Linked DNA regions of Homo sapiens: all the other regions are linked to region 1. A link is a loop called in an ENCODE intact Hi-C map of the cell type or tissue named here. Cell type or tissue: PC-3. All regions are shown on one strand. Each heading gives the region's core, and the rest is flanking DNA. Links, peaks and the distances in the headings are about the cores only. Region 1 overlaps FAH (fumarylacetoacetate hydrolase). Region 2 overlaps ZFAND6 (zinc finger AN1-type containing 6). Region 3 has its middle 23 kb from the start of BCL2A1.

Region 1 (7,576 bases), core at 2,487-7,486:
CACTTTGGGAGGCTGAGGTGGATGGATCACCTGAGGTCAGGAGTTCAATACCAGCCTGGCCAACATGGTGAAACCCCGTCTCTACTAAAAATACAAAAATTAGCTGGGGATGGTGGTGGGTGCCTGTAATCCCAGCTACTTGGGAGGCTGGGGCAGGAGAATCGCTTGAACTGAGGAGGCGGAGGTTGCAGTGAGCTGAGATCGCGCCACCACACTCCAGCCTGGGTGACAGAGCGAGACTCTGTCTCAAAACAAAAAACAAAAAACAAAAACCCAAAAATAATAATTACCACGAGTGACAAGAGTCAAGTGTATCAGCCCCATGGCTGGGCCCATACAACCTCAGAACTGTGGTCACTTTAGGCTGCATACTTTTTTATTTGTTTTTTGTTTTGTTTTGTTTTGTTTTGTTTTTCTGAGATGGAGTCTCACTCTGTCACCCAGGCTGGAGTGCAGTGGCACTATCTCGGCTCACTGCAAGCTCCGCCTCCTGGGTTCACACCATTCTCCTGCCTCAGCCTCCCGAATAGCTGGGACCACAGGCACCTTCCACCATGCCTGGCTAATTTTTTGTATTTTTAGTAGAGACAGGGTTTCACCATGTTAGCCAGGATGGTCTCGATCTCCTGACCTCGTGATCCACCTGCCTCGGCCTCCCAAAGTGCTTGGATTACAGGCATGAGCCACCGCGCTCGGCCAGGGCTGCACACTTTTTTAAATTAAACTTTTTATTTTGAGGTCATTGTAGACTCACATGCAGTTGTGAGAAATAGTACAGAGATCCCAATACCCTTCACACAGTCTCCCCCAGTGGCAACATCCTTCGTAACCATGGTGCTCTATCACAACCTGGATGTTGATGTTGATACAGTCGGTCCCACCACCTGAGGATCCCTCATGCTGCCCATTTTTCAGAGGGGACACTGAAATCTGGGCAGCCCCCAAGGTGAGGGGACCAGGGAAGTGATGGAAAGGAGGAGCTGACCTGGGGGAGGCAGCGCTCCGGGGACCTGGCAGGGTCTTCAGCATCTGCTGGGTTGTCTGATGCCCAAGGTTGGAGTCAGTCTCCGTGTGGGAAATGCAGACAGGCAGATGGAGGGGGCTTTCCCATAGTCAGCACCTACAGTTTTAGGCGTTGCCTCAGGAAGCTCTGAGTGCCTCATCACTGATGGTGTAGAAGAAGCTGTCATGGGGCCACCGAGTCAGGCTGAGACAGTGGGAAGCCCTGGTTGGTGGAGGCAGGCTGAAAGGCCCGTCTGCTTTTCTGGAGCTCCCTGTCTCTCCTGGGCTTCCCTGTGATTTCTCTGGATTCAGTCCAGAGGAGGGAAATGAGTGGGCACTGCCGAATAGCCCGTGGATAGCAGGGCATTCCCTGCCAGCCCTCTGCCTCCTCCTGCCTTAGCAAGGGTACTATGTGAGACTGCGGGAGGAGGACCCCCAGCTGAGATTCATCAGAGCAGGGCATCTGAGCCCTGGTTTGGGGCCATGGTCTTCTCTCTGGGAGAACTAAGGACTCTGCAGGCAGACACTTCACCTGTTGAGAGGGAGAGAGAAAAGACAGAGAGTCAGCATGTGGAGAAATGGTTGGGGCAGAGAGCCCAGGTCACCTGGACTAGTGCTTTTGGGTTCTTTTTTTCATCTTGATGAAAAATTTGCAATGTTTAACTATTGTCACAGAACAAATAAAATGGTGACTAAGTTTTGCAAATGTCATGGCTGAGTCTATGTTTTTCAAAGAGATTTTCCCAAATTTTTCTTTCTAATGATGCCTGGCTAGTCTGCTGGTTCATGGACATCACGTTGGTGCTGTTTTTCTTTAGAGGTAGTGGGATGACAGATAGGGGTTAGAGGCCGTGGGGTGTGCTCTCTCTGGTACTATTTGCTGCATGAAGGAGGCAGTCTTTTGGTTTTTCATTTTTCATTAAAAAAATTTATTTTTTATTTTTTATTTTTATTTTTAAATTTTATTATTATTATACTTTAAGTTTTAGGGTACATGTGCACAACGTGCAGGTTTGTTACATATGTATACATGTGCCATGTTGGCGTGCTGCACCCATTAAGTCGTCATTTAGCATTAGGTATATCTCCTAATGCTATCCCTCCCTCTTCCCCCCACCCCACAACAGACTGGATTAAGAAAATGTGGCACATATACACCATGGAATACTATGCAGCCATAAAAAATGATGAGTTCATGTCCTTTGTAGGGACATGGATGAAACTGGAAACCATCATTCTCAGCAAACTATTGCAAGGACAAAAAACCAAACACTGCATGTTCTCACTCATAGGTGGGAATTGAGCAATGAAAATTTTTATTTATTTTATTTTTTTATTTTTTGAGACAGGGTCTTGCTCTGTCACCCAGGCTGGAGTGCCGTGGCGTGATCTCGGCCTGCTGCAGCCTTGACCTCCCTGGCTCAAGCAATCTTCCCACATAAGCCTCCCAAGTAGCTGGGACTGCGGACATGTGCCACCATGCCTGGCTAATTTTGTTTATTTTTTGTAGAGGTGGGGTCTCACTATGTTGCTCAGGCTTGTCTCAAACTCCGAGGCTCAAGTGATCCTTCCACCTCAGCCTCCCAAAGTGCTGAGATTATAGACGTGAGCCACAGTGCCTGGCCTGGTTTTTCATGACATGAATACAAACCCTGATAGTTTCAGTTTTACAAGCCTCATGTGGCTGTCAAGTCTTGAAAGGCAAAGGCTGTATGGGATGAAGAGGAAAGAGCAGAGTGGCCTGGGATGCACTGAAGGGAGGGGAGGCTGCTTTGGAGCTCAGGGGAGTGGAAGGAAGGCCGATGGCGGGGGCAGGGCACACCACTGCACTCTGCTTTCCTGAGGCGTCCATCTGACCTCTGACTTAGAAACACAGTGGATTCATGCCAGGCCCCTGTGGCAGTCCTGGTCCATGGCTGGAGTTTGGAAATACCTGACCTTTGCTCTCTAGGTGACAAGTGACCTGGGCGGCAGATCAGCTCCAGATTCTAATGAACTCTCCCCCATGTAAGGCTTTTTTTGTAGGCCCTGGAAACAGATTGGGAGAGCCGATCCCCATTTCCAAGGCCCATGAGCACATTTTTGGAATGGTCCTTATGAACGACTGGAGTGGTAATTACTGGAGCTCTGCTCCTGTAGAGATGACGGGGAGGAGGCTGGGGACTTGGGGCAATTTCATAGAAGCTGAAGATCTGGTGCAGGTCAAAAGTGGCAGGTGATGCAGTGACTGAGAGTGGGGGTCTGGGTATCAAACAGACTTTCAGCTCTAAGAACTCGGGCCACTCACTTAACTCCTCTGAGCTCCAATTTTCTCGAGTGGCTAGGGACACGGCTGACATCATAACTAATATTTACTGAGCACTTATGTGTCAGGCCCTGTGCTTAACACCCTTCGTATATTCTCCCGCTGATCCCTACACGGTATGTGCAATATTATCTTCCCATTTTACAGATGAGGAACTGAGGCACAGGGAGATTTCAGTTAGTTGCTGAACTAAGATTTGAAGCAAAACAGTCCAGCTTCTGAGCCTGAGCTCTCAACCCTTTGCCATACGTGGGAGGAAGATGGCACCATAAGCCCCAGAAAGTGTCTCTCTCATAGTTTGAGAATGAGCTTCCAGCCCCTTCCTGGGAGATATCCTGACCACCGTTTGGTCATCCTTCTCTTTGCTGTAACCTGGCACAGTGCCCTCAAAGGACCTCTGTCCTTGGCATTGAATGCTCTTGCCCCTTTGTCCTGGGGCAGCCTGACTGGGGCTGATCTTTGTGGAGATGGCAGTGCTAGGTGTCTCTGCTCCTTGGTCAAGGGCAGGAGGGGGTCGTTGGGAGATGCCCTGATCAGCCTTTGTAAGTCCTGGCTGTGCCCTTCTTCTGCAGCACGAGACATTCAGAAGTGGGAGTATGTCCCTCTCGGGCCATTCCTTGGGAAGAGTTTTGGGACCACTGTCTCTCCGTGGGTGGTGCCCATGGATGCTCTCATGCCCTTTGCTGTGCCCAACCCGAAGCAGGTAAGCACATTCTCTGCAGGAAGCTCCCAAACCCAGCCCTGCTGCCTCTGAGGCTGCTTGCCCACTGAGTGGACATGCCAGGCATGCAGACCATCAGGAGGGAAGCTCTGTGCCCACGGCATGCCCACAGCAGAGTGCCTGGGAGTTCCTGGCCACGATTACTTCCAGGCAGCCAGGGCATCATTCTCCCTTGTGGTTTCCCTGGCCCTGGCACAGTTCTTGGAGAAAACACAGAATTTTGTAACCTTAAGAATCTTGCAAGACCCGGGGGATCTGGCCAGTTGGCAGGAGGAGTCCCTGCAGGTACCAACATTGCACAACCTCCCAGGTGGCCATCAAATCTTGTTCTGTGCAAATGGCGCCACCTGGACCCCAACTCATAGAATGCAGCTTGGAGCCCAGCAACAGGGAGTCCCTGCAGCCTCTGGTTCCCGGCACCGCTTGGTCTACCACTGGGTCTAGGCCTTGACCCCTGGTTCCAGTCCTCCCTTCTCAGCCTGTTGCAATCTGCCCCACTCCATCACTGGCAACACCTGGCCAGAGTCACCTGTGACCCGATAGTCAGTGTCATGACCTTGTGTCCCCTTCAGCATGGACTTCCTGTGGCCCCTCACTCTTGTTGGCATTCCCTCACCCCTTGGTTTCTGGCATGTGACCTGTCCTCGTTCTCCAGTGTCTCTGAGTCCTCACGATGCCCCTCTCCAATTCTGACCTCCCTGTGGGGATCCAGGCTGAGCTCCCAGCCATTTGCACATCCTCGCTTGAGCATCTCACCACGCATTTGCTGGGGGCCTCTACCAACACCCGGTGCTGGTCCTGCACCCACACTGCTCTCCCATGCTCCTCTGCCTCTGGGGTCATCTCATGTTTGCTGTGCTACAAACAACCCTGAGGTCTTTCCTTGCAAGCCAGTTCTAGTGAAGTCCTGTGGGGCTTTCACCCTCATCCCTTGCTCTCTCCTCGCTGCTCCCTACCACAGCACCCCCTGCCCACCCTGGTCATTTTCAGTCGCCAGGACTTGACTTTCTCTCTAGCTGGCAGCGGCCTTGTCTAGTCTCCCTAGGGCTGCAAGGCCACAGCCTCTCTTTGCTTGTCCTCCAGTCATCTGCCTTCTTCCGGGTCGGTCATCACAGGGTTTTGCCTGCCTTCCTCTGTGCCAGCCCTTCCCCAACACCATTTAGGTACAACACTACTATTCCCCCTCTGAACTATTATTTACTTAATGTTTTCCTTCAGAGTGGCTCCCAGTTTAAACTTAATATATTAAGAAGGGAACTTTATATTCCTACTGGCATCACTAGCTACACTGTTTCATAACCATTAGTATCACCAAAAACGATCTCATGTCCCGTGGGTGACTCATGTACCATGCTTTGGAAAACACTGCTTTTGGCCGGAGTGCAGGCGTTCTGGCCCAGCCATCCAAGCTGCCTCCCTAGCTGGCTCCAGCACCAGCCAGGGCTGTCTACTTCTGTTGTGACCCCTCTGCCTTCCAGGGGCCCTGCAATGCGCTTTCAGGCCCAGCCTTTCCTCACAGGCCAGGCTTTGTTCTCCATCTCGGCCTGTCTGCTGCCCACCTTCCCTTTCTCTCCCCTCCTGTGGCTTTCAGGAACATCTCTGGTTTGGCTCCTGTGACCTTTGACCTGCTGATGCCCCTTCCTTGGCTGCATTTCCTAGAGACCCACAGTATGATCCCCCCTACTGCTATCCAGGGACACAGTGCTGGGTCCCTGGAGAGGGAATGCTCCTGCTGTCTCAGACCCTCTGCCTAGGGGAGCAGGTGCTGCTGGGGGCCTGGCTGGTATGGGGGCCCAGCCGGGTGAGCTCAGCCCACCTGCCAGTGACCTCTGTGCTGTGCTTTGCCCTCTCAGGACCCCAGGCCCCTGCCGTATCTGTGCCATGACGAGCCCTACACATTTGACATCAACCTCTCTGTTAACCTGAAAGGTATGTTGTAGGGGGACTGACATGGCCAGGAGCTCTGAGGCAATGTGTGCCTGTGTGCCTTGTCCTGAAGGCTCCTGAGCTTTGGCAAGGGTGAGGGCACGTGCTACAGCCCTGGAGATGTGTGTGGCTCGTCTAAAGGAAAGAGGAGGGGAGGGGAGGGGACACCCTGGTGCTCACTGGGAACCTAACTGGGCCCATAGGGCATTAACCCTGTCACTGAGCTCTCAGTGGTAGGGCTGAAAGGATGGAGTCCGGGACTTCCATCTTCTGCTTGAATCCCCTCCCCAGCCTCTCCAGGGGCTGCCTGGCTCCTGCTCACATATCGCCACTGACCCTCACTTCCGTGGTGGGTGGCACATTTCATTGAGTGCCTGTTTGAAAGCATGTCCTTGTGGGTCTGTTCGCTTGGCTGAGCCCCTGGGGCCACACAGAGCCAGCGCATCAAGACCCCAGATTCCCACCATGGGCCAGCCCTGAGTGTCTTGCAGACAGACCCGAGATCCCCACCCTGGGCCAGCCCTGACATAGACAGGGCCCACATCTCCCTGTGGCTGCTCAGCCCGCCTCCGCGAACAGGCCCAATGGGGCGTTGGTAATAAAGAGACTGGCTCTGCAGGCCATGACTCTGCTGCTCAGCTGTGGGACTTTGGGCAAGTTGCCAAACCTGGCCATGTCCTCATTTGTCATCTATGAAATGGGATAATAGCGGCGTTGACCTCATGGTGTGTTGTGAGGACCAAACATGTCAATTCATGCAAAGGTCTGGGACAGGGTCTGTACCTAGAAAGAGTCAGGTGTCATTTTCCAATCCCAACGGGGGCCCTCGGATGGGGAGGGTTTGCCTGGTGGCCACACACAGACCTCCTAGCCACACTCTGGCCAAATCTCCTTTTTAGCTCCATTCCATTCCTTTTTCTTTTCTTTTCTTCTTTTTTTTTCCCCCGAGATGGAGTTTCACTCTTCTTGCCCAGGCTGGAGTGCAATGGTGCGATCTTGGCTCACCACAACCTCTGCCCCTGGGTTCAAGCGAGTCTTCTGCCTCAGCCTCCTGTGTAGCTGGGATTACAGGCATGCGCCACCATGCCTGGCTAATTTTGTATTTTTAGTAGAGATGGGGTTTCTTCATGTTGGTCAGGATGGTCTTGAACTCCTAACCTTAGGTGGTCTACCCACCTAGGCCTTCCAAAGTGCTGGGATTACAGGCGTGAGCCACCATGCCCGGCCAGCTCCATTTCTTTCTTCTGTCTGCTCTGTCTGTACACTCCAGGCTTTGCCATGTCTGTCTCACTGTCAGTTCCAGGGTCTCGGCCCTTCATGAGGTGGTTCCTGTCAGGAGGCGCAGTACACTGCAGGAGCTGTCGCCATGGGAGCAGGATGCTCCATGGAGAAAGAGCTGTCACAGAGAGCCTCCTGGCTGCCCAGGGCCCTCTGGGAAGCTGTGCTGGGCCCGCTCTTTCAGGTTCCAGGTCAGGAAGCTGAGGCTCAGAGAGGAAAAGGATTCACCCCGAGCCACCTACCTGGCTAATGGCAGGGCTGGGACTCAATCCAAGTGTGTCACAAGTTCTAGGTTGGCCTCCTGCCACCCACAATGCGTGCTTGGAGTATACTTTCTATCTGGT
Region 2 (7,576 bases), core at 877-5,876, 68 kb before region 1:
GGGTGGCACATTAATTTAGAGTCTTTCAGGAAGGACTAGGTTTCAGTTAGTGGTTTTATTGTGAGATAAATTTATCTGTTTGAGATGATTCCACTAAAGGTTAAAAGTAGTCTGGATTTCAGCACTGATAATCACTTTTACTTTGTGCTTAGAAATAGTGTAGGTGTTAGGGGAGATACCAAAGGATAGGAACAAGCTATTAATGTTATGTTCTAAAAGAAATCACTGTTTACTGGATTCTAGTCAGGGACCAGAACACATGGAAATAGAAATCCATTCTACCTAAGGAAAGAAAAAAGGATTATTTTAAAAATCTTTGGAAAATCATATGTAATTGAATTGCAAGTATATAGCCTTGGTACTTTTTATGTGTGTGCTATTCTGTCTCCTCCCCACCTCCATCCATGACTTTAGATAGGTTCATCGGGTCAGTGTTCATCCAGGTCTAATCACCTTGTCTGGAGGGTTTATCCCATGGTACTAAAAGGTCAGCAAGAGCTGATTTATAGGTATACAGATTGTCTTAGAAGGGAATGTTAGTAGGGAGGCAGTGAATGGCATGTGTAACTTCAGTTTCTTCAACTGATTACAAAGGAACGTGTGTGAGAATGTTACCTTCCTTATACAGATTTGGTGAGGCCTAAGTCAGATAATCTATATAAAGTGCTTAGCCCAGGGCCTAGTACATAATAGTGAGTAGACATTTTCAGTGAGCACTTACTCTAATACATACCTAATTGTGTAGTTTCCTTACCTGGTTTTTTTAATTTAGGGAAAAAATTTGGAGAATTTGGTGGGATTAATTGGTAACTTGTGGATATTCACTCAGAACATCTCAATTCAAAGTGCCTGACTGAAATTTAACTCTTGTAACTAGCGGCCTAGATATGCTCTGAAGTGTTCATGGTATAGTATATCAGCCCGACCTCAGATTGGCTTACTGTTGAGCATTGTTGAGTTTGCTCTTAATCAAGAACTTAAAGTGTCCAAATTTTTTAGCCATCTGAGCCCCTTTATTTAATTGAAATCTTTTGCAGAAACCAGGTATGTGAAAACACCAAAAATGAACTATTCTATTTGAAGCAGAAATTTGTAACCCATTCTGCCTTCTCAGTCTGCTTTCTCCCTACCCTTTTCCTCTGCCTCAGCAATCTTTGATAGAACAAAAGCAGACACTTAGGAGAAATAAACTTTATGAAGGATTGCCTAAATGATAAGCCTGAATGATAAGTTCATTATTATTATTGTTTTTTTAAGAAACAAGAGTCTTGCTCTGTCACCTATGCAGGGGTGTAGTGGTGTGATCTCAGCTCACTGCAGCCTCAATTTCCTAGGCTCAGACGGTTCTCCCACCATAGGCTCCTGAGTAGCTGGGACCACAGCTGTGCACCACCACACCCAGATAATTTTCTTATTCTTTGTAGAGACGGGGATCTCACTGTGTTGTCCAGGCTGGTCTTGAACTCAAGCAATCCTCTCGCCTTGGTCTCCCAGAATGTTGGGATTACACACGTGAGCCACCGCCCCTGGCCGGATTTTATTTTTAACTCTGGCTCCACTCCATGAAGACTGGCTGTTAACTGAAGGTGGCCATGAGACTATTGATTTATATTAGAACTAAATAGCCAGAGGCTGGGTGGGCGGTTCACGCCTTATAATCCCAGCACTTTGGGAGGCTGAGGCAAGTGGATCATTTGAGGTCAGGAGTTCAAGACCAGCCTTGGCCAGTATGGTGAAACCCCGTCTCTTCTAAAAATACAAAAATTAGGTATGGTGGTGTGTGCCTGTAATCCCAGCTACTTGGGAAGCTGAGGCAGGAGAATCGCTTGATCCTGGGAGGTAGAGGTTGCAGTGAGCCGAGATCGCACCACTGCACTCCAGCCTGGGCGACAGAGTGAGACCCTGTCTCAAATCAGTCAGTCAGTCAATCCATCCATCCATCCATCCATCCATCCCAGAAACTTACATTTTACTTTTCAGGTATTATTGACCATATCATTTTGTGTTTTACTTGTTGTAAACTATAGATGAAATCCTCTTATGTTATCTGGGGTAATATTTCATTGTACTTTTCTTGAGTCGCTGATTTTGTTTTTCTTAAGTAGTCATATTCTTCTTTGCATTAGCTCCTTGAAAGAATAGAGTTGAATGGCTTCCAATTAGCAAATAGGCCTTTATGGGCATACATTTTATTTATTGACAGTATTTCTAACTTATTTTTTTTTAACCATTTTTACTTGGATTGACTATTTTTGCCTACTTTTGATATCATACAGCATGCATTTTTAAAGTCACCTAGAATTCTTTTCAGAGCAATTTAAAGTATATAAAAAACAGTAATATTTAGTGAACAGCACTTGTTCTAAAAAGCTCCCCTTTTCATTCTAAGGTGGTGGGATTCCCTGTTGCTTGTGGGTTTAAGTTCAGACTCCTTATCATGGAAACACAGATTTTGTGATGTGGCCTTATTCTAAGATCATTTCCCACTATCCTGTAGTCTAGGCACACAGAAGTCTCCCCTGGTAGACCACATACTTGCTTTTATCCTTCCTTTACAGTTATAAATATTGAGCGTAAGCACATAGTAAATTTTTGTTGCCAGTTATCCAGAGTAATTGATACATCATTTTATAAACTTTTGAGAGGAGGATGTTAGAAACCATTCCATCACACTTTTAATAAAAAACGGTATCATCTCAGGTGGAAGTGAGGCCTATTCACAGATCTCCTAACAGGTGATTACTGTCTCTGTGGCAAGGAGAACTTTTATGAACCTGCCCTTTGTGAGCTATGGGTAAATAAGGAGTCTTGGATTTATGACTGCAGCTACTATTAAATAGTGGACAGTTTGAACCTCTCTCTCTCATGATGAACTGCAGATATGTGACTTAAATAAGCCACCCAATTCTGAACTGAGCTTTATATTGCAACTTACGGGTTAAAGTATTTTCACAATCACCGTCCCAGTTGACCCCCTCAAAATTCTATGAGTTAGAAAGGACAGGCATCATAACTATCTTAAATGAAGTACTTCAGGCTAAGCACTTATCTAAGTAGGAAGTTTATATTCACAACCAACTTGAAGATGAGTCAGTTCTTTTTTCTTTTTACTACATATCAAGTTGTCCCTGTATATATAACAGTTGTTTTGCAGTGATTTGTAGTTAAACTTCCTTTCATGATGCATTTGTTAGTCATCCCTACAAGGTGTGTTACGTTTTAACTGAAAGAAAATCAGTTTCTGAAGTATCTTGCAATCATTTCTGGCATCCATTTTTATATACCTCTATGAAGTGAGAGTGGTGTATTCTAAAACTTTGTGGTTTTGATACTTAACATTTTGTGGTTTTGTGGCTAATAAAGTTGTAATTTTGGAGTTAGATGTGATGTTTGTGCAGATACGTGAAAATCAGACATTAGTATTTCTGTTCTTGTACCTACATTGATGAGAGCAGAACTGTGTGTCCTAAATATCTTTTACAGTGTTTAATAGCTAGCGGAGTGATAGGTACGATAAGTTTATCAAGATATCCTTGAACAAAGAGCTATGACAAAAGAAAGTACTTGCTTATAGTCATGGAATTTTGCTATGTCTTTCCTGATAATATCTCTAACCAAAATAGTTGTGAAATCATTTATTCATCCAGCATGTATTTGAGTACCTCCTATGTGCCTGGCATTAATCTAGAGCGGGAATTGGCCAACTATGACCCACTCACCAAATCCATTCTAGTCACCCCTTATTGTAAATAAAAGTTTTATTGAAACACAGCCATTCCTATTCATTTACTTATTGTCTGTGGCTTCTTTTTTACTGTAAAGGCGAAATTGAGCAGTTATGACAGACTCTATGGCCCACAAAGCCTAGAATAATTGCTCTCTGGTGCTTTAGAGAAAAAATTTGCCAGCCCTAATCTAGAGTGCTGGGAATATAACTCTGAAAAAACCAAATAATTTTTTCAGTATGTTAAATTTGTTTTTTTTTTTTTTGCTTCCATATTATAGGCTCTTTGTGCCTAGAAACTTATTATTTGCTCATTATGCATATTTTAATTCATGTTGAAGGACAGTGTTATTACAAGTAAGTTGTTTTCCTCTGAATTTGTGTAGGTATCTTTTTCCTCAGTAACCCTTTTCCCTGAAATGGGAGACTAATTAAGAACTGTGTGCCAAAAACCTCTGCAAGGATAGAGACTTCAGTTTCCAGTATGTGGATAAGAAACTAGATTGAGGAAGGCTTTACTCTGGGGTGACGTATCTCAAAATAGGTGAAAGAGGAAAAATACAATGAAGTGTAATCAGAATCAAGATTTAATAAAAGGGCCGGGCGCAGTGGCTCACGCCTGTAATCTCAGCACTTTGGGAGGCTGAGGTGGGTGGATCACCTGAGGTCAGGAGTTCAAGACCAGCCTGATGAACATGGTGAAACCCCGTCTCTACTAAAAATACAAAAAAATCAGCCAGGCATGGTGGCGGACGCCAGTAATCTCAGCTAGTCGGGAGGCTGAGGTAGGAGAATCACTTGAACCCAGGAGGCAAAGGTTGCAGGGAGCCAAGATTGCGCCACTGCGCTCCAGCCTGTGCAACAAGAGCAAAATTCCGTGTCAAAAAAAAAATAGATTTAGTAAAAATAATTTGTTTCATCAGGAATACTCAGCAAGTGAAACTGGTTTTTTGTTTTTTAACTGTGAGAGTATGGTGATGAATATAATGACTACTATTAGGTAGTCATTACATAATGACATCACCATATTATGTGACATCTCCTTGTCATATAACGACAACTGTACTATTATAGTATGGTTTGGTGCCGCTGTCTTGATGGCATGTTAAAGCTCTAGCTGTTTTACCCTTCATTGCTTTTACACTGCCAATGCAAATGTCAACACAGTGAATAAGACGAATAACAAGTTCTTGTTATTATGAAAATAGGGGCTGGGCGCAGTGTTTCATGCCTGTAATCCCAGCTCTTTGGGAGGCTGAAGCGGGTGGGTCACCTGAGGTCAGGAGTTCAAGACCAGTCTGGCCAACATGGTGAAACCCTGTCTCTCCTAAAAACACAAAAAGTCATGATGATAGGCACCTGTAAATCCCAGCTACTCAGGAGGCTGAAGCAGGGGAATCACTTGAACCTGGGAGGCGGAGGTTGCAGTGAGCCAAGATCGTGCCACTGCACTCCAGCCTGGGCAACAAGAGCAAAACTCTGTCGAAAAGAGGAGAGGAGAGGGGAGAGGGGAAGGGAGGGGAGAAGATGGGGTTGGGAGGGCAGCGGGGAGGGGGAAGGACCTCTGAAAGGATCTCAAGAATCCCCAGGAGTCCACAGATACGCTTTGGGAACTACTGATTTAGAGTGTGGACTCCAGCCAACTGCTTGGGTTGAATCCCAGCTCCTCACTTACTAGCTGTGTGTCCTTGAACAGTTTATTTCTCTGTAAAATGAGAGTGCTAATAGTACCTACTTAATAGGACTATTATGAGGATTAAAGGGATTGGTATTTATAAGTGCTTGGCACATAAAGTTCTATATAAGTATTGCTCAGTAAATGGTAAAGCAAGTTTTCTTCTGTAAAAAATGTGCAGTTTCATGAGCAGAAAAGATATAAATTTAGAGAATGACCATATATTAAACTTTAAAATTAGGGAAGGACATTCATTTACAATTGAAGATTTACCTTAGGGGGAGAAGAGATTTTTTAAAAGGTTTTGGGTGGAGGGGTTGGGGGGAAGTACAAAGTCTACATAGTTGAATTAAAAGCTTTAAGGGCAAAGAGGGAATAAAAAGCCATAGATAGATCGATCAATCTGTGGTAATCGTGAGAAGAAAGAGAATGAATGTCCATGAATGTGGAAGCCAGTGGGAAAATTTGAACGGGTTCCTCTTTTTGCAAATAAGAATATTGGGTGGCCTTGTGCTGGTAAAAACTGTGCCTTGTTCTTTAAGGTATGTGATATGAAACCTAGGTCAGTTTGAGAATATGAAATTCACTGCAACTTAATTTTACTAATAGAATTACTGTTTGGTATGCTAAATTAGTCACATTGCTAAATGAACCTCTTTCTGAGTAGGCTGAATGGAAAAGATGCCCAAAAGCTTGGAGCATGAGGCCAGGCATCCTTGTTTTTTTGTTTTTTTTCTTTTTTTTTGGAGTCTCACTCTGTTGCCCAGGCTGGAGTGCAGTGGTGCAATCATGGCTCACTGCAGCCTCCGCCTCCTGGGTTCAAGCACTTCTGCCTTAGCCTCCAGAGTAGCTGGGATTACAGACGCCTGCCACCACGCCTGGCTAATTTTTGTATTTTTAGTAGAGACAGGATTTCACCATGTTGACTAGGCTGGTCTTGAACTCCTGACCTCAAGTGATCTGCCTGTCTCGGCCTCCCAAAGTGCTGGGATTACAGGTGTGAGCCACCGCGCCTGCAGGCATCTTTGTTCAGTGCATGAACTGTATAGTCATAGGTGGCACACCTTGCTGACAGATCTAGATCTCTTCTTAAACAGCAAATTCAATTTCTTTAAAAGGAGCCTTTCTCGTTTTTTGCCTTGGGATAAATCCTTGGCTACTAGTGGTGGTGTGCAGGTAAGGTGGCAGGGCAGTTTCATTCATACATTCAATCAATATTGAATGCCTGCCATTTACCAAGCATTATTCAAAGCATCAGTGAACAAAATGGACAAAATCCCTGCCATTAGGGAGGTAACATTTTAGCAAAGGGGAGACACAATATAATAGTAAATTAAGATTAGGATAAGGACGTTGAAGAAAAATAAAACCGGAATTGATGCTGGGGACAATTTTAAATAAGTGGCAAGGGAATTCCTCCTTGAAAAAGGTAACATTTGAGCAGAGACCTGAAGGAGGTGAAGAACCTAGTCATAAGGATTTCTGGAAAGTAGAAGGAATAGCAAGTACAAAGGCCTCAGACAGGAAAATACCTGTCATACCCAGCAACGTGTATGGTAGGAAGGGGAGTAAAAGAGGAAGTCATGTAATGGGGGACCAGATCATGAAGAGCCTTTAAGTCAAGGTAAAGAATTTGTCTTTTAACGCTTTGTAAGTTGGGAAGCCACTGGAAGATTTTGAGTAAGCAGGCAGTGTGATTGATTTAGATTTTAATAGGATCACTGGCTGCTGTGTTGAAAATAAAGTATAGCGGGGCAAGAAGCAGGGAGATATATATACCAGAAGCTGTGTTATCAATTGCTGCATAAGAAACTAACCCAAAATTCACTGGCTTAAACAACAAATATTTATTATCTCACACAGTTTCTGTTGGGAATATAGAAGGGCCTCAGCTGTATGGTTTTGGCCCAGAGTGTTTCATGAGGTTGCAGTTCACATGTCAGCTAAGGCTGCAGTCATTCAAAGATTTGATCAGGGCTAGAGAAGATCGGCTTCCTGGTTCACTCATATAGCTGTTGGCCAGAGACCTCAGCTACTCGTCACATGAGCCTTTCTCTGTGAAATGGCCCTCAGCTTCTCCAGAGTGAGTTACCAAGAGAGAAAGCAAAGCAGAAACCACAGTGTCTCTTATGCCCTAGACTTGGAAGATATGCCATTACTTCCATGGTATTCTGTTG
Region 3 (7,576 bases), core at 1,128-6,127, 180 kb before region 1:
CTTCTACTCTAGCAAAAAAAAAGTTGGGGACAGATGAAGGAAGAATGGGTGAAATGTTGGAAATTTGTGAAGCTGAGTGAGAAGCAGGTGGGGGTTCATTATGCTACTTTCACCATTTTGTGTAACTTAAAAATTTTCCCTGATAAAAAAAGTTTTTATAAAATAGAAGTTCCATTGAATTTGAGTGTCTTTACAGCCTTTGTTTTCTGGTACCCTTGGGAGGCATCCATCCCGTTTAATAAAAGGTACCTTCCACAGGAAACTCCCTTCCTTTGTCATCTTTGGTATCCCCATCTCCATCTTCCACAACAGACAGTTTGAACAGCCGCACCACTCCAGCATCAGGACAGTTTGGGGGGGTTTCCAGAATCTTCTATTCCCACTTCCCATTTCTCAAATCATTTGACCTGTCGTACGTACAAAGTAAAAAGTCCTAGACAAGAGACAGGAGAGGATTTAAATTCTTGGCCAAGCTGGGGACATTAAGGAGGCCTCCAGGGCAAAGCCTCTATGCCTACAGCTGAGTCTTCATTGTGGATCTTAGTCCAGGTACAGAGGAATTAATGGTCAGAGGTGGTTTCTCCCTGGTTCATTACATGCCTTGTGTTTGGTAGCATTTTGAACGCATGGGGGAAGCGGTAGGGCTCAGTGCAGTGGTTTGGAGACCCCATGGCCTGTGCACAAAGCATCTCCTCATGTCTCAATTGCCCCTCACTGGTGAACTGTTCATAGTGCAGGGCCCCTGCTCAGGAGGTCTTCTCTTAACCTGAGGCAAGGTGGGTGACTCCCGTGGTCCCACCTAGATGGGCTGGCCATCCTAAGGAAAGGTAGCGATCATTCCAGGCCTAGGTACACCCTCTCAGTGGAGATGCCGGAACTACTTCCCACAATGACACAGGCGCTGTCAGGACGACAGACTCAGACTAAGTCCAAACCAAGGGAGGGCAATCCCAGCCCACCTGTCCTTTCTGTCTTGGTTCCCTCTCTGCCAGCCAAGCCCAAGTGGCCAGTCCCAGCTGCTGGCTCCTGCCCATAACAGGGCATCATGTGTCTGCCCTGAGGGGCTGCACTTTTCTCCACAGCCAGGCAAGTCTGCCCTGGAAAGTTGCCTTTTTTTTTTTTTTTTTTCCGGAGACGGAGTCTCGTTCTGTCACCCAGGCTGGAGTGCAGTGGCACGATCTCGGCTCACTGCAACCTCTGCCTCCTAGGTTCAAGTGATTCTCATGCCTCAGCCGCCTGAGTAGCTGGGATTTACAGATGTGTGCCATGGATGCCCGGCTAATTTTTGTATTTTTAGTAGGGACAGGTTTTCGCCATGTTGGCCAGGCTGGTCTCAAACTCCTGAACTTAGGTGATCTGCCTGCCTCGGCCTCCCAAAGTGCTGAGTTTACAGGGGTGAGTCGCCACACCAGGCCTGGAAAGTTGCTGTTCAAACCACTCTGCAGGCCGGGCGTGGTGGCTCACGCCTGTAATCCCAGCACTTTGGGTGGCCGAGGCGGGTGGATCACTTGAGGTCAGGAGTTCAAGACCAGTCTGGTCAACATGGTGAAACCTTGTCTCTACTAAAAATACAAAAAATTAGCTGGGCGTGGTGGCATGTGCCTGTAATCCTAGCTGCTGGGGAGGCTGAGGCAGGAGAATCACTTGAACCCGGGAGGCGGAGGTTGCAGTGAGCCGAGATCGTGCCACTGCACTCCAGCCTGGGGGACAGAGTGAGACTACGTCTCAAAAAACAAAACAAAACAAAACGAAACAAAGCAAAACAAAAAAACCACTCTTCAGTTGGCACATGCAGGCAGACAAGCCTCTGGAGTCAATGATGGCAAAAGTAACTGTTCAGGTTTTATCAGATTTTCCCTGTTGTGTGTTTTAAGCAAAAAATGCCGAAGAATCTTTATCTGAATAGCTCAGGTTTTTCTGTGGTCCAGTAAGAGGACATTGGGTGGGGAAGTAGGGGGAATGTACCCATATAAACTGGATGCATTCATTATGTTTTCATTGATTATTTATTGAACTCCTGCTATGTACCTAGCACTGAGCTGGGTGCTGAAGATGAAGAAAAATCAGACAAGTCCTGCCCTCAAAGAGTTCCCCAGACTAGACTAAGTAGCAATAAGACATAAACAGAAAAAGCTATCATAAAATAAAATAGAAAGCAATGAGTGTAAAAGGATTATGGTAAGGTGACGTAAGAATTTTTCTTTTTTTTTTTTTTTTAGACAAAGTCTCACTCTGTTGCCCAGGCTGGAGTGCAGTGGCATGATCTCGGCTCACTGCAACCTCTGCCTCCCAGGTTCAAGCGATTCTCAGCCTCCTGAGTAGTTGGGACTACTGGTGCGCACCACCATGCCCAGCTAATTTTTTGTATTTTTTGTCTTCAGTAGAGACAGGGTTTCACCATATCGTCCAGGCTGGTCTCTAACTTCTGACCTCGTGATCCACCCGCCTCGGCCTCCCAAAGTGCTGGGATTACAGTCATGAACCACCGCACCCAGCCGTAAGGATTTTTAAAAGGGAAAAAAAATGAATATTTACTGAACATCTAGCATGTGCCAGGATCGCACTGAGAATTCTACAAACCTCATCTCATTTAAAGTTTGTAAAAGGACTTATTAACTGTTTCACGGAGGAGGAACCCAAGACCCAGAACTTGACAGGTCACACAGCTAGTAAGTAGCAGAGCCAGGATTAAAACCCAGGGCCATCTGACTCCAAAATACATAGATTAAATGCTACTTGTAAATTTTTCTGCTAGGCATGGTGGCTAACGCCTGTAATCCCAACATTTTGGGAGGCCAAAGCAGGAGGATCATGTAAGGCCAGGAGGTCGAGATTGCGGTGAGCTATAATCACACCACTGCACCCCAGCCTGGGTGACGGAGTGGAACTTTGTCTTTAAAGACAAAGTTGTCTTTAAAGAAAAGTTTTTTTTGCCTGGGCGCGGTGGCTCACGCTTGTAATCCCAGCATTTTGGGAGGCCGAGGCGGGCGGATCACGAGGTCAGGAGATCGAGACCATCCTACATGGTGAAACCCCGTCTCTACTAAAACACAAAAAATTAGCCGGGTGCGGTGGCGGGCGCCTGTAGTCCCAGCTACTCAGGAGGCTGAGGCAGGAGAATGGCGTGAACCCAGGAGGCGGAGCTTGCAGTAAACCGAGATCGCGCCACTGCACTCCAGCCTGGGCGATAAAGCGAGACTCCGTCTCAAAAAAAAAAAAGAAGTTTTTTTTTGTTTTTCTTAAATTCACATATAATGAATGATAAATGCAACCACTTGATAGCTCTATTCAGCATAACAAACAATTGGGTATCAATCTCATCTCTAACTCTGGGTTATTGGGGCTTCTGCCGTTGCTGGGCTTGGCAGACTATCACGTAGGAAAATGTCCCAAGACTATCTCAACAGGCCGCCGCAGGGCGCCATCTCGTGTTCTCAAATGGAACTGCAGCGGAGGAACCTTTGTAGTCCTGAGCCCCTTCCTCTCTCTCTACTTAATATCAAACTGCAAAGTGCTGCAGGCACCATTACCAAAGGCTTAGCCTGAATTGAGAAAACCAGAGACCTCTGGCAACTCTGTATGGGAAAACACCTGCAAATCAGAGTTGCTGTTCTGCTGTGTTTGCAACAAACGTCCTTCATAATACAAGGAGTTCCTTGTCTGTGACAGACCTTTGCTAAGACACTGGAGATTTGAGAGGGAAGATGTGGCCCTTGAGTTGCTCACAGTCTAGTGAGGGAACAGCCAAATGCATGAAAATCATAACTGCATGTGCCAAGTGCTCTGATAGAGAGGAACACAGAGTGAATTGGAAAGCCTCCCGGATGAGATTACCATGGAGCTGAAGCTTTGGCATGTGTAGGAGTCTGTCAGACTGAGAAGAGGTTAAAGATAGATGATCCAGGCTGAAGGATGGGATAGAAAAGTGAACAGAAGCTGGGGCAGAACTGCAAGTGTTTCAATTTCAGCAAAGTCCAGTTAACAACCAGTGGAGGAAAGGCCACAGGTGGCCAGGGGCCAGGTCATAAAGGATCTTCAAGTGATGTTAAGAAGAATAGACCTTCTCCTGCAGGCTATGGGGCTTGGAGCAAGTCACTGACTCAGTTAGATCTGAATTTTATTTTATTATTATTATTATTATTATTATTATTATTATTATTATTATTGAGATGGAGTTTCGCTCTTGTTGCCCAGGCTGGAGTGCAGCGGCATGATCTGGGCTCACTGCAACCTCTGCCTCTTGGGTTCAAGCCATTGTCCTACCTCAGCCTCCCGAGTAGCTGGGATTACAGGCGCCTGCCACCATGCCTGGCTAATATTTTTTGTATTTTTAGTACAGAGGGGGGTTTCGCCATGATGGCCAGTCTGTTCTCGAACTCCTGACCTCAGGTGATCCACCCGCCTCGGCCTCCCAAAGTGCTGGGGATTACAGGTGTGAGCCACTGTACCTGGCCTAGATCTGCATTTTAGAAAGAATAATCTAGTAACAGAGGAGAGTCTGGAAGGGAGAGGACCAGAAACCAGGAACCTGGTTCAGATGCTTTCGTAATTTGGTAATCCCCTTTGTAACTAGAGAAGACATACTTGAGACCCAAATTAAGGTCAAGATCATCAGGGTGGAGACAAAAAGACAGATCTGAGAGGCATTAAGGAAGCAAAACCACAGTGACCGATGACTTGGGAATGAGGAAACTGGAGGAGTTGAGTAAGTAAAGGATACACTCCTGAGGGCAGGTTTGATGGAGAGGATAAGATCCGCTTAGGACATGTGGAGTTGGTATTGAAGGAACAAAGGAGGCAGTTCAGTGGGTCTGGAGCTTTGGAGAGATGTTTCAGCCAGAGACTGGGAGTCATTCACATATTTATAGCTCTGAAGTCTTCGAAGAAATTGAAATCACCCATGAAAAGCGGGTCGTGTGGGACGAGAAGAAAAAGCATAGGATAGTACCTGGGGGACCTTGGATGTTGTTTTCAAGCTTCTAGAAAAGGAGCCTGTACAAGATCAAGAAGGTGGCCCAAAGTGGTAGGAATGAAAAACAGGCACATATGGAATATATACTTCTGAGAGTACCGAAGATTTTCCAAAGGGTATCCAGGAATGGAACTTTAAGAGAATCTTCAATTTCGTGTGTTCTCTTTTCTAAGCCAGATTGCTTGCCAATGAACCAATATTTGAAGGATTGTGCTGTGGGTTTTCTTTCCTACTTCCTATTCCACAATCCTAGTCTGCCACTGTGGTGCATTTTTCCCCAGGGTATGAAAATCTAGGGTGCCAGAGCAAAGGGACAGCTCAAAGTTTTAGTGTAGACAGTGACAGCATCACTAGGAACCAATCAAATATCAGCTGATACACTGTTAAAAGCAATTCTGATGATAGATTATTATGTGATTTTGGGAGGAGATTTCTAATTGAATGACATTTATATAACAAATCTTTCCTTCCTATCTACTTATTTTGTTTTAAAAAAATTTCTCAGTGCTTATGGTCATAAAAAAAATAAACAAAAACAGAAAAAAGAAAAAGTGATGCTGACCCCTAGCAAAAAGAAATAGTCACTCATGGATATATAAACAAATAGATAACATAATTTTTTAAGTCCTATCTGTCTCATTAAGAGATGCATCCCCAGCCGGGTGTGGTGGGTCACGCCTGTAATCCTAGCACTTTGGGAGGCCGAGGCGGGTGGATCACCTGAGGTCAGGAGTTTGAGACCAGCCAGGCCAACCCGGTGAAACCCCATCTCTACTAAAAATACAAAAATTAGCCTGGTGTGGTAATGTGGATGCATCATCCCCAACAAAAGTATACACTTTCATATTAAGATTTATAAGATACTTGTTATTTTGAATACTAATAATTATTACAATGATAACTGCATCCAAAAGAAATTGCTCTTCATCTGACCCTTTTCCATTTAGTCCTGCTGTGAAAATCTTTGTCCCGGCCCCTGCCCCATGTCACTCGTCAGTTTCCATGATTCCTCCTCTCTGTTCCAGGCTCTCCCAAATCCACTCCCATCTCTCAACACCCCAAGACTGATCTTCCTACAGTCTGACCATAGGAGTCCCTGGGAACCCAAAGTGTGGGCCCTGGGGCTCCAGCATCAGCATTGGCATCACTGTGGATTTTTTTTTTTTTTTTTTTTCGAGACGGAGTTTCGCTCTTGTTGCCCAGACTGGAGTACAGTGGCGCAATCTTGGCTCACTGCAACCTCTGCCTCCTGGGTTCAAGCAATTCTCCTGCCTCAGCCTCTCAAGTAGCTGGGATCACAGGTGCCCGCCACCACACCTGGCTAATTTTTGTATTTTTAGTAGAGACGGGGTTTCACCATGTTGGCCAGGCTGGTCTGGAACTCCTGACCTCAGGTGATCTGCCCGCCTCAGCTTCCCACAGTGCTGGGATTACAGGCGTAAGCCACTGCACCCGGACCCAGGATTTTCATTTTGGTTACAATGCAGCTCAGCAGTCCTCCAATGGAATACTGAATAAACAAACTATAGTACATATGTAAACAGAATACTACTCAGTAATAAAAAAAAGACTGGGCTGGGCACGGTGGCTCATGCCTGTAATCCCAGCACTTTGGGAGGCCAAGGTGGGCAGATCACTTGAAGTCAAGAGTTCGAGGCCAGCTTGGCCAACATGGTGAAACCCCATCTCTACTAAAAATGCAAAAAATAGCTGGGTGTGGTGGTGGGCACCTATAATCCCAGCTACTCAGGAGGCTGAGACAGGAAAATTGCTTGAACCCAGAAGGCGGAGGTTACAGTGAGCCAAGATTGCACCACCGCACTCCAGCCTGGGCAACAGAGCAAGACTCCGTCTCAAAAAAAAAAAAAAAAAAAGAACGAACTATTGATCTATTGATACAAGCAACACAGATAGATGTCAACATATTATGCTAAGTTTAAAAAGCCTTATAAAAAGGTAAATACTGTGTAAATACTGTATAATTCCATTTATATGAAAGTATAAAACAGACAAAACTAATCTATGGTGGAAAAAAAATCAGAGGAGTGCATATCTCTGAGGAGCAAAGGTGAAGATTGACTGTAAAGAATGTAAGAGGAGGCTGGGAACAGTGGCTCTCGCCTGTAATCCTGGCACTTTGGGAGGCCAAAGCAGGCAGATCACCTGAGGTCAGGAGTTCGAGACCAGCCTGGCTAACATGGCGAAATCCCGTTTCCACTAAAAATGCAAAAAAAAAGGCCTGACGTGGTAGTGCACACCTGTAGTTCCAGCTACTCAGGAGGCTGCGGCAGGAGAATCACTTGAACCCGGGAGGCGGAGGTTGCAGTGAGCTGAGATTGCACCATTGCACTCCAGCCCGGCAACAGAGCGAGACTCCATCTCAAAAATAAAAATAAAGGCCAGGTGCGGTGGCTCACACCTGTAATCCCAGCACTTTGGGAGGCTGAGGCGGGTGGATCACAAGGTCAGGAGTTCAAGACCAGCCTGGCCAATATGGTGAAACCCCATCTCTACTAAAAATACAAAAATTCGCCGGGCATGGTGGTGGGTGCCTGTAATCCCAGCTACTCAGGAGGCTGAGGTAGGAGAATCACTTGAACCCAG

Evidence for each region. A loop is a pair of places that touch in the nucleus more often than their neighbours do. Peaks named below come from ENCODE experiments on the same cell type or tissue, not always from the same donor. Only the 100,000 strongest peaks of a DNase experiment are listed, where the experiment ranks them.
Region 2: it touches region 1 in a loop (3.0-fold over the local background); 2 of 110 quality-filtered maps call a loop at or near these places.
Region 3: a loop joins it to region 1, with 7 times the contacts of the local background. A loop is called at or near these places in 23 of 110 quality-filtered maps.

Annotation. Positions count from the first base shown.
Region 1 is chr15:80,169,135-80,176,710 of GRCh38, forward strand. FAH (fumarylacetoacetate hydrolase) reads left to right here. Exons shown (of 14, transcript NM_000137.4): 8 at 3,015-3,114; 9 at 3,880-4,010; 10 at 5,882-5,957. Among named protein-coding and RNA genes, the nearest start is that of FAH, 20 kb to the left of the region's middle. In PC-3, for the core only: a CTCF peak has its summit at 4,379; a DNase peak (open chromatin) is centred at 4,367; H3K27ac peaks cover 1,068 bases.
Region 2 is chr15:80,102,610-80,110,185 of GRCh38, forward strand. The region is part of intron 2 of ZFAND6 (zinc finger AN1-type containing 6); the gene reads left to right. Among named protein-coding and RNA genes, the nearest start is that of FAH, 47 kb to the right of the region's middle. In PC-3, for the core only: no CTCF peak of the experiment used is centred there; DNase peaks (open chromatin) are centred at 3,182 and 3,692; H3K4me3 peaks cover 1,707 bases; H3K27ac peaks cover 2,351 bases.
Region 3 is chr15:79,990,149-79,997,724 of GRCh38, forward strand. No RefSeq gene overlaps it. Among named protein-coding and RNA genes, the nearest start is that of BCL2A1, 23 kb to the left of the region's middle. In PC-3, for the core only: a CTCF peak has its summit at 3,450 (motif pointing left); DNase peaks (open chromatin) are centred at 3,423 and 4,683; H3K27ac peaks cover 461 bases.